2 separate regions of the Homo sapiens genome follow, and region 1 is linked to region 2. The links are chromatin contacts, found by Hi-C or POLR2A ChIA-PET in ENCODE. All regions are on one chromosome and are shown on one strand. The core of a region is the stretch at or near the end of the contact, and the rest is flanking DNA. Distances in the headings are between cores, read along the strand shown. Region 1 has its middle 7.8 kb from the start of C12orf76. Region 2 overlaps GIT2 (GIT ArfGAP 2).

Region 1 (5,336 bases), core at 2,009-4,508, 92 kb before region 2:
TTCCTTATAGAGTTGGTTTTTGTTTTCATTTTTTTGGTGGGGGGGAGTAAGAATTGCAAAAGTTAATATATGTCAGCAAAATAGACTTAGAAGAGTGGTTGGCACATGGTAAGGACATATTAGGGTTACCAAAAATTGTTTATAATTGGGAAAATTGAACAAAAGTTACAGTTAAATATCTATCCCAGAGACTGACTGGCAAATTATCACAATGTACCTCTTAGCTTGAGCCATATGGAACTGCCTGTATTCTATAGCTATGGCCTACAAAATGGGCAGTTCTTTCTTTCTTTTCTTTTTTTTGGAGAGAGAGTCTCACTCTGTTGCCCAGGCTGAAGTGCAGTGCAGTGGCATGATCTCGGCTCACTGCAACCTCCGCCTTCCAGGTTCAAGTGATTCTCCTGCCTCAGCCTCCCAAGTAGCTGGGATTACAAGCATGCACCACCACAACTGGATAATTTTTGCATTTTTAGTAGAGACAGGGTTTCCGCCATGTTGGCCAGCCTGGTCTTGAACTCCTGGCCTCAAGTGATCTGCCCGCCTTGGCCTCCCAAAGTGCTGGGATTACAGGCGTGAGGCACCATGACCTGCCAAAATGGGCAGTTTCATATATTCAATCACTAGGATACTCTTTAGCCACTGAAAATGATTGTGTATCATAGATCTATCTTTATCACAGATATCTTTACTGTCATAGAAAGAATTAATAACATATTATTGAGTAAAAATAGCAAGTTACAAAACAGCCTGCAGCCTGTAGTGTGGCCACGTTTGTAACATCAGTATATCTGTTTGTGTGTCTAGGTGTGGACATAAAGAGATATCTAGAAGACACTCAAAAGTTTCAACAATGATTGCCTGAGTGATTTGTGCTGGGATCTTCTTTTTTTTTTTTTTTTTTTTTTTTTGAGACCGAGTCTCTCTCTGTTGCTCAGGCTGGAGTTTGCAATGGCGTGATCTTGGCTCACTGCAATCCCCGCCTCATGGGTTCAAATGATTCTCCCACCTCAGCCTCCCGAGTAGCTGGGATTATAGGCGCCCACCACTGTGCCTGGCTAATTTTTGTATTTTTAGTAAAGACGGGGTTTTGCCATGTTGGGCAAGCTGGTCTCAAACTCCTGACCTCGAGTTATCCACCTGCCTTGGCCTCCCAAAGTGCTGGGATTACAGGCGTGAGTCACTGCGCCCAGCTGGGATCTTAATTTATATTTTTTCTTTTTAGCCCTTGATTTTTACCCTGTTAGACTGACTTTAGGAATCTAACCCCCAAAAGTGGAAAGGAATACATTAGTGTTGTTGAAAGCCACTAAGTTAGTGGTAATTTGTTACAGAAACTAATATAATTGGGATTTAACTTGCCTTGGGGGTGCTGGCTCTCCCCCATTTTCTTCTCAGAGCATCTCTTGGGTCCTCAACCCTTGCTGAGCCCCCACCATGGCCTAGAGGACCAGGGATGGACTTGATTAGATTCTCCTCTTGGGATTTTAAAAAAGAGAAGCAGAGGCTGCATGCTCAGCTTCTCCGTGCCGCACTGCAGGCACAGTGCCCGGCGCCACTGTTCTTTAGGGGTCCATGAAGATGTCTGTTGGCCCTGGGTTAGTCATGAGGTAAGGGATATGAGGGCAGTTCACTTTGGAGGCTCAGCCCTTTGGTGTTACTTTTGCTCTGGAACCTTAGGAGCTGTAAGGGGGAGAGGAACTTTGCTGAAAGGCACATCCTCCCTGCAGAGCTTGAAGAACAATCTAACCATGCTGGCATGGGGCCCATCCTACCTGCAATGCCAAGGTAAGTCTGCGAAAGTCACTTATATTCAGAGCATGTGGATTGGGACTCTGAAGAACAACTTTATGGTGGACACCTTCGTCTCCATCTGGTGAGTCCAGCACAAGCAGCCTGAGGGTTCCATGGGCTCAACCTCACCCTCCATCCTTATTTCCCTGCCACTCCAGGGCTCCTCCTCATCCAGACTTGCCTGTGAGTGCCCCTTGATGGATGTATTTGTCTGTTCTCATGCTGCTAATAAAGACATATTCGAGACTAGGTAATTTACAAAGAAAAGAGGTTTAATGGACTCACAGTTCCACATGGCTGGGAAGGCCTCACAATCATGGTGGAAAGTGAAAAGTACGTCTTACGTGGTGGCAGGCAACAAGTGACTAAGAGCCAAGCAAAAGGGGAAACCTCTTATAAAACCATCAGATCTCATAAGACTTAGTCACTATCTCCCACCAGGTCCCTCCTACAACATGTGGGAATTATGGGAGCTACAATTCAAGATGAGATTTGGGTGGGGACACAGCCAAACCATATCAATGGCCCTAACTTCTCTCCCATTAGCTCTCTTCTACCTCCCAGACTCTTTCCAGCTTTCCTCTTTTTCTTCTTCTTTTTAAGAGACTGGAGTCTTACTGTGTTGCCCAGGCTGGTCTTGAACTCCTGGGCTCAAGGAATCCTCCCACCTCCACCTAATGAGTAGCTGTGACTATAGGCATGCACCACCACACCCCCAAAATTTACCCATCCTCCCCGGCCCAGTAAAATCCTCAGCTTCTTCACACCCCTGTTAGCTCCAGGCACCAGCAGCTTTGCCTTCTGTAGAATGCATAAAATTATAGCCTCTTAGAGCAAAAAGGTCATTGGGGTTAGGGAGGCTGAGAGTTCTCTCTTCATTCAGGGATTAAACCTAACACCTGGAAGGGTGACATGGCTTGCCTTAGTCACCAAGCAAGGTCGGGATAGTATTTCTGGGATGGTCATTAGTACTTTCTTTCCAAAGGGAGGACATCACAAACTCAGTTTCGTGATCACAGTATTCCCCTCCTACAGGTAAAGTGTGCAAACTGGATTTCATTCCCTCTTTTTTTTCTTTGACACAGCACTGAAACTTTTTTTTTTTTTTTTGAGATAGAGTCTGGCTCTGTTGCCCAGGCTGGAGTGCAATGGCGCAATCTCAGCTCACTGCAATCTCTACCTCCCAGGTTCAAACGATTTTCCTGCCTCAGCCTCCCAGGTAGTTGGGATGGTTTAGGAGTCATGCAGCTGGAGGCTACAAGATTCTGACCCTCCCTAAACTGCTCCTAAGATCAGTGCTTGAGATATTTTGCAGACCCTGCACTTGATGGATCAGCTCAGTAAACTGACTCATCTGATCTTGTGGCCCCTTCTCAGGAACTGACTCAGCACAAGAAGACAGCTTCGACTCCCTATGATTTCATCTCTGACCAATCAGCACTCCTGGCACACTGGCTTCCCCCAACCCACCAAGTTATCCTTAAAAACTCCATTCCCTGATTGCTAGGGGAGACAGATTTGAGTAATAATAAAACTCCGGTCTCCCCCACAGCTGGCTCTGCACGAATTACTCTTCTTCTATTGCAATTCCCCTGTCTTGATGAATCGGCTCTGTCTAGGCAGCAGGCAAGGTGAACCCTTTGAGCAGTTACAATTCTATTTAATACCTCTGTCTCTGCCAGGCACGGTGACTCACGCCTGTAATCCCAACACTTTGGGAGGCTGAGGTGGGTGGATCACCTGAAGTCAGGAGTTCGAGACCAGCTTGGCCAACATGGTGAAACCCTGTCTCTACTAAAAATACAAAATATAGCTGGGTGTGGCGGCGCATGCCTGTAATACTAGGGAGGCTGAGGCAGGAGAATTGCTTGAACCCAGGAGATGGAGGCTGCAGTGAGCAGAGATAGTGCCACTGCACTCCAGCCTGGGTGACAGAGGGAGACTCTGTCTCAAAAAAAAAAAAAAAAAGCTTCGTCTCATATATGCTGATTAGGCCTCAAATCTGGATCTCTTACCTCTTAGCTCAACATCTTTCTTGACAATCTTTCTTTTTAAATAAATGCTATAGAAATACTAAAATGTATTGTGAATAATGTAACACCCACATACCATCATCCAATTTAACAAATAAAGCATTACTAATCCAGTTTTGCTCCCTGCAAACTCATCCTTCATCTCATTCTCTGACCTTTCCCTTTATAAACACCCTGCAGCCAGGCACAGTGGCTGCACCTGCAGTCCCACCTATTTGGGAGGCTGAGACTGGAGGATCTCTTGAGCCCAGGAGTTTGTGGCTGTAGTGTGCTGTGACTGCACCTGTGAAATAGCCACTGCGTTCCAGCCTCGGCAACACAGCAAGACTCCATCTCTAAACGAAATCCTGAATTTGACATTTGTCATTCCCTTGTTTGTTTTTATATTTCTAAACACATATATGTCTACATATGTAAAAAATATAATTTTTACTTTTTTATTGGGGTGAAGTTCATATAACACAAAATTAACCACTGTAAACATGAACAGTTCAGTGGCATTTCAGAGAGGTGTGCAACCACCACATCTAGTTCCAGATCATTTTCATCACCCCAAAAGGACACCCCATGCCTATTAGTAGTCACTCGCCATTTCTCCCTCCCTCTGTCCCCTGCAACTACCAATCTACTCTCTGTCTCTATGGATTTACCTATTCTGGGTATTTCATATAAATGGAGTCAATCAATATGTGTGGCCTTTTGTGACTAGCCTCTCTGAGGTAGCAGACATAATGTTTTCAAGGTTCATCGATGTAATAGCATGTATGAGTACCCTGTTCCTTTTTTATGGCTGAATAATATCTCATTGAATGGATAGACCACATTTTGCCTATCCATTCATCCATAGATGAACATTTGGGTTATGTGAATAGTGCTGCTATGCACATTCATGAATAGGTAGTTGTGAGTACATGGTGTGGCTTTGGATTTCTCTAAACTTTATATCACACTGCAGCTTGCTTTGTTTTTTCAGTGTTAGGTTATTTCCATGTTGATATGCACAGCTCTAGTTAATTCATTTTCACTGCTCCAAAGCATCCCATTTTTAAAATTATTTTATTTTATTATTTTTTTTGAGACAGGGTCTTGCTCTGTCGCCCAGGCTGGAGTGCAGGGGTGCAATCACAGCTTACCATAGCCTTGACCTCCTGGGCCCAAGCAATCCTCCCACCTTGGCCTCCATCTCTACAGGCTCGTGCCACCACACCCAGCTAATTTTTGTATTTTTCGTCAAGACAGGGTTTTGTCCTGTTGTCCAGGCTGGTCTCGAACTCCTGGGCTCAAGCAATTCCCCTGCTTCAGCCTCCCAAAGTACTGGGATTACAGGCATGAGCCACCGCGCCTGGCCCAAAGCATCCCATTGTATGAATCCAACAATTTATCCATTTATTGTTTGAGAACATTTAGGTTATGTCTTGCTTTCCCTCTTACAAGCAATGCTGCAGAAGCATTCTTGCCCATAACTCCAGCACATGTACAAGAGTTTCTCTAGGGCACATATATAAGAGTTTT
Region 2 (5,234 bases), core at 1,474-3,973:
GGACTCAAGCAATCCACCTGCCCTGGCCTCCCTATGAGCAACTATATCTGGCCTTGTATTTTCTTTTCTTTCTTTTTTTTTTTTTTTTTTTTTGAGACAGAGTCTTGCTCTGTCGCCCAGACTGGAGTGCAATGGTGCAGTCTAGGCTTAGGGCAACCTCCACCTCCCAGGTTCAAGCAATTCTCCTGTCTCCGCCTCCCGAGTTGCTGGGACTATGGGTGTGTGCCACCACACCAGGCTAATTTTTTGTAATTTTAGTAGAGATGGGGTTTCACCATGTTGGCCAGGCTGGTCTCAAACCCCTGACCTCGCCAGGGCAGTGGCTCACACCTGTAATCCCAGCACTTTGAGAGGCCGAGGCGGGTGGATCACGAGGTCAGGAGTTCGAGACCAGCCTGGCCAAGATGGTGAAACCCTGTCTCTACTAAAAATACAAAAATTAGCCAGGCACAGTGGCGTGTGCCTGTAATCCCAGCTACTCTGGAGGCTGAGGCAGGAGAATTGCTTAAACCCTGGTGGCAGAGATTGCAGTGAGCTGAGATTGCGCCACTGCACTCCAGCCTGGGTGACAGAGTGAGACTCCATCTCAAAAAAAAAAAAAAAAAAACAACCCTGACCTTGTGATCCTCCCACCTCGGCCTCCCAACGTGCTGGGATTATAGGCGGGAGCCATCGAGCCCGACATATTTTCTTATATCATGCTTTTTTTTTAATACTTCAAAAATTGTGACTCCTCACATAAGGGCCTGGAAGGTAACCTGGCAATAGCTTTTGTCGTTTAGTTGGTGGACGATTTTTTTTTCCTCTTTAACACTTACATGATTGTGGTATTTCAGAAGGAGTTACTTTCACCAGATTGTTCTGTTTAGAGCTCCTCACTGACTCTACTGGGCTGTAGAATGCTTGGTTCTAACATGGTCCATGAACTGTAATTAATATTTTTATCTCTTGGGTGTCTTAAACTTTACAGAGTTCACAAGTCTGGCTTTATTTATTTGCTTATTAGCTTTGTATGTTTTCTTAGCAGCCTGGATTTGTCTGAATTGGCAAAAGCTGCTAAGAAGAAACTTCAATCTGTGAGTATTTCTCTGTACTGGTTTTCTCTAGTATGAGAATCAGTGCACCCTGCTGATACCTACTCTGAATGCAGGTTACCTATTGCGTCTGATGACTTTATTTCATACTTTTATTTGTTAAACTAGAAGCAGACTGTTGAGTATACAGCAGTGATGACCACAAGGACTATTAAGTTCAGTATATTCAGTTCATTGGTTCTGCTTCAGATAATCTCATTTTTCTCTATCATGTAACAAGTGCAGATGGCACCTTTGGCATTAGGCAGTTGTTCTCCTCAGGAGAGTTCCCTAGTTCCTCTCAGTGTCATGAGTAAGTAGGGCACGCGTTCTTGGGGTGACTTAGCCATGTAGGGTTCTAGAGCTGGTAAATGCTGATGCTGAAATGGTGGCGAGTCCCATAGATTCACTGGCTGCCATTTGGATCCAGCCATATTGTAAACCTCTTTCCCATCCCATGCCATTCATCAGTGCTTTTTAAATTTCTGCTGTTAAAAGCTGGTGGTCTTGGCCCATGTGCGTGCTCAGAGTTTGCCGGCTCTGTGCCACAACCTCCCTTTAGCCTGTGTCTTTCTTCCAGACTGCCCACCTCAGCCTTAGGAAAGGCCTAAGGGCCCAAGGCCTCAAGGCCCTGGGAAATCTACTTCTCTGGGATTGACTTCTCTTTGTCTAGTTCTCTCACATGAAGCCTCACCGGGGCACTTCTCTCCACTTTAACCACCAAAGTATACTCCTCAGCTGTTCCCATTGCTCTTTGGATCAGAACCAAGATTCTTAACTTCTTTTTGTAACCTGTAAGGGCATCATTCAGCTCTCACCTTTCAGAGATTGCCCTGCTTCCCATCTGGTTCCGTGTGTGTGTGTGTGTGTGTGTGTGTGTGTGTGTGTGTGTGTGTGTGTGTGTGTGTCTTTAGATTAACACCCTCTGAGGCCATGAGCTGCACATTCAAGTCCTCTTCCAGGAATCCTGCTTTGCCTACAGCGTTTGCCTTTCCCAGCTTCCATCTCTCTGATTCAAGGACCTGAAATCTGACCAGTGTAGGTAGCGGCTTTCCCAAAGCCTGACTCTGACATTGCAGCTTCCCTCATTTATGACTTTCTCCTCATTTCTGTTTTCACAGAAGACCCTTTACTAAAACTTCATATAATACTCAGTATTAAATATTACATTAAATGAATTTATCCTTACTAGTATTTAACTGTATTATGAAATAAATGTGTTTTATGCAATTTGTTTGGTGTCTCTGTGTTCTGTATCTACAGTTTTGTGTGTCTGTGTGTTTTATTGCCTTAAGGAAGTTGTAAACTAAGATGATCAAGATGATAAGCTTTGGAGTCAGATAGCACTAAATATTGTGTGATTTCCTTTTAATTACTCACAATCTGTAAGTAAATTTTATTATAAATAATTCAAACCTAGATAAAAACCCACGTTTTCTTAGACTATCCTACATTTGCTTCACTGGAAGCTGCATGAAAGCTGAGATTATGCTTGTAATATCTCTAGCACGTGGCAGGCATGAAGTAAAGACCTGGAACAGAGTCTAGTATAGCTCTCCAGAGCTGCAGCTCTGAGTCAGACTGGTCAGTACATATCTCAGCCCTGCCAAGCTTCCTAGCCTCCCTGTGCCTTGGCATCCTCTCATAGAAGAGGGAGATAAGGATCCTGCAGGGGCTGCCGGCCAGAACTGCTCAGAGTGGGCTGCCCCATTACTTGTTGACCCTCACCCTGTGGTCTCCTTCTCATAGGTGACCATCTTATCAGCGCCAGGTCAGTGTTTATCCTCCAGTATCTTCCTCCTGTCCTCCCTCTCTTCCTCCCTTCATCCTTTCTTTCCTTTCTCTTTTCCTTCCCTCCCTCCTGATGAAGAACTGAGAGAAATATAACAAAGGCTAATGTATTCCTTGAATGAGTAAATGTTAGCATTTTCAAAGATGTAAACTTGGATCTCAGGTCTGTCACTAGCTTTGTGACTTTAGGCAAGCTACTATCTTCTCTGCCTCAGTTTTCTTGTCTTAAAAATGGGACAATAGTAGTTCCTGTTTTCATAGAGGTGTTATAAGTGAAATATGATACTGTTAGCACAGTGCCTGGGATATAAGCCCATAATCAGCGTTGGCCATTGTAGTTGTTGCTAGTAATAATAACATTAGCTTGTAGTCCCATGGAGGAAGAAACTAGATATTTATGAAGCAAAGTCAAGCTCCCAATCCTTCAACATCTTGTCTAGCAACAGGCTCTCTGGGTTTGTTTTTAATTATAGTGCGACCACATTTGGGAAGATTTGGAAAATAGAGAAAGGGGACCATCCTCATTGCTATACTCTTAATGGAGTCAGGCTCAATATTTTGGTACATTTCTTTCAGTTCTTGTTTTATATGCATATCTTTTTTTAAAACTGGAACTTAATCATAATTGTAGACGTTTATAACCTGCTTTTTTCACTCAGTAATATATGGTACCCATTTTAACATGTTCCTATGAGGTCTCTGTAACCAGCACTTGTTTTTTCTTTTTTTTTCGAGACAAGGTCTCACTCCGTCACCCAGGCTGGCGTGCAGTGGTGCCATCGTGGCTCACTGCAGCCTTGAACTCCCAGGCTCAAGTGAGTGATCTTCCTGCCTCTGCCTCCCAAAGTGTTGGGATTATAGGCATGAGCCACCACACCCAGCCTGTAGCCAGCATTTTAAATTGCTGCATTAAATCCCTTCTGGCCAGCCAGTGCCTCTTTTCTGGCCACTTTTAAAGTGTGAGGTACCATGTGTGGATGTAAGGAACCCAATAGGGAATATAACAGATTCAGCATCTGCCCTCCCAAAGCAGATGTCAGACAGTTTAAGAGTCACAACTACCACGTGTCAAGGTGTTGCATGAGGCAGAAAGTGCAGAGAGAGGCGGAGCCACCCCAGAAGAGGCTTAACCTCATCTGGGCCAGGAAGACCTCAATTATCCTCCATGTGCCCAGGGAGGCACTGCAGGCTGTGAGGTGGTTGTTGTGTGCTGAAGAGTCAGGCTGTGCTTTGGTAGGAAGCTTCCTTCTGGAGACTGAAGCAGTAGGACTGCTACTGAGAAAGAGAGCAAAGAAACTCAGCTGAGGTCTGAGTCACGTTTTTGTGCAAGGGCACATTTTATCCTCTCAAAACAGCATGTCTTTTGCTTTTCTTTTTTCTTTTTTGAGATAGGGTCTCACTCTGTCACCCAGCCTGGAGTGCAGTGGTGTGATCTTGGCTCACTGCAGCCTTGATATCCTGGGCTGAAGTGATCCTCCTGCCTCAGCCTCCTGAGTAGTTGGCACTACAAGTGTGCACCACCACGCCCAGCTAGTTTTTGTATTTTCTGTAGAGGCAGGGTTTCACCATGTTGCCCAGGCTGGTCTCGAACTCCTGGGCTTAAGCAATCCACCTGCCTCAGTCTCCCAAAGTGCTGGGATTATAGGTGTGCACCACTGAGCCTGGCTGTTTTTGCAAGGTTATAGGTTCCCTTATACTTTGGGGAACTGATAAGCACTTTTAAGTGCAGAAAAGGAGGCTTACAGGATGATATCACAAGAAGAGTAGAGAACTGGAACCTACTTCTGAGATGATGCACTTTAGATGCCTCTTAGCTCCTTAATAGCAGCAGCTCTGTCTGTGTCATAAAGTAGTGAAATTGCTGTGGTTGGCAGACATTTCTAGAGGCCCTGTACGATTTTGAAAATGTTATGTCTGTTTAACAGTGGGTATGTACCAAGCACTGGCATTGGATAAGACGTAGGCAATAAAAGGGTGACTAAGTCGCAGTTCCCTCTTGTCCTCCTGGCATTAATCATTGTCCCTTGTGTTCCTGATATTTTTTATTTTCAGCTAAGTAATCATTTGTTTGAAGAACTTGCCATGGATGTGTACGATGAAGTTGACAGGCGAGAGACGGATGCAGGTGACTTGACGTGGCTTTATCTAATAAGCTTCTGTTATCAGTGGGCAGTGAAAAGCTGCCAGGCTCAGTGTTTTACTAGTCCAATTTCTGCTGTCCTGATGGTGCGAGTGTCGACGTTTGCCTTTGCGTGTGTTGGCTTCAGAGTGTGTTTCCCCTCGTAGTGCGTGAGCTGTGCCTCCCAGGAGCAGTGGCACACAGGCGTGATGAGGTTTGTCTCTGGCTCTTTCCTCTGACTAGTCTGGCTT

What was found. A loop is a pair of places that touch in the nucleus more often than their neighbours do. ChIA-PET counts read pairs that join two places held with the same protein, here RNA polymerase II (POLR2A). Pooled maps may share reads with other maps.
Region 1: a loop to region 2 is called in a map of G401, with 9 times the contacts of the local background. The contact joins two enhancer-like sites. A Hi-C loop is called at or near these places in 2 of 168 maps with a recorded cell type or tissue (G401 and endothelial cell of hepatic sinusoid), 2 of 37 single-sample maps with no recorded cell type and 6 of 50 pooled maps. POLR2A ChIA-PET finds 5 or more read pairs at or near these places in 2 of 52 experiments (BJ and activated CD4-positive, alpha-beta T cell).

What each region holds. Positions count from the first base shown.
Region 1 is chr12:110,053,638-110,058,973 of GRCh38, reverse strand. It overlaps a transcript of C12orf76 not described here. Among named protein-coding and RNA genes, the nearest start is that of C12orf76, 7.8 kb to the right of the region's middle. Within about 2 kb of position 3,258, at least 4 of the 41 ENCODE cell types and tissues checked have a DNase peak (open chromatin) inside an H3K27ac peak, as active enhancers do.
Region 2 is chr12:109,961,368-109,966,601 of GRCh38, reverse strand. GIT2 (GIT ArfGAP 2) reads left to right here. Exons shown (of 20, transcript NM_057169.5): 9 at 1,025-1,076; 10 at 4,917-4,989; 11 at 5,227-5,234. Among named protein-coding and RNA genes, the nearest start is that of GIT2, 32 kb to the left of the region's middle. Within about 2 kb of position 2,723, at least 5 of the 41 ENCODE cell types and tissues checked have a DNase peak (open chromatin) inside an H3K27ac peak, as active enhancers do.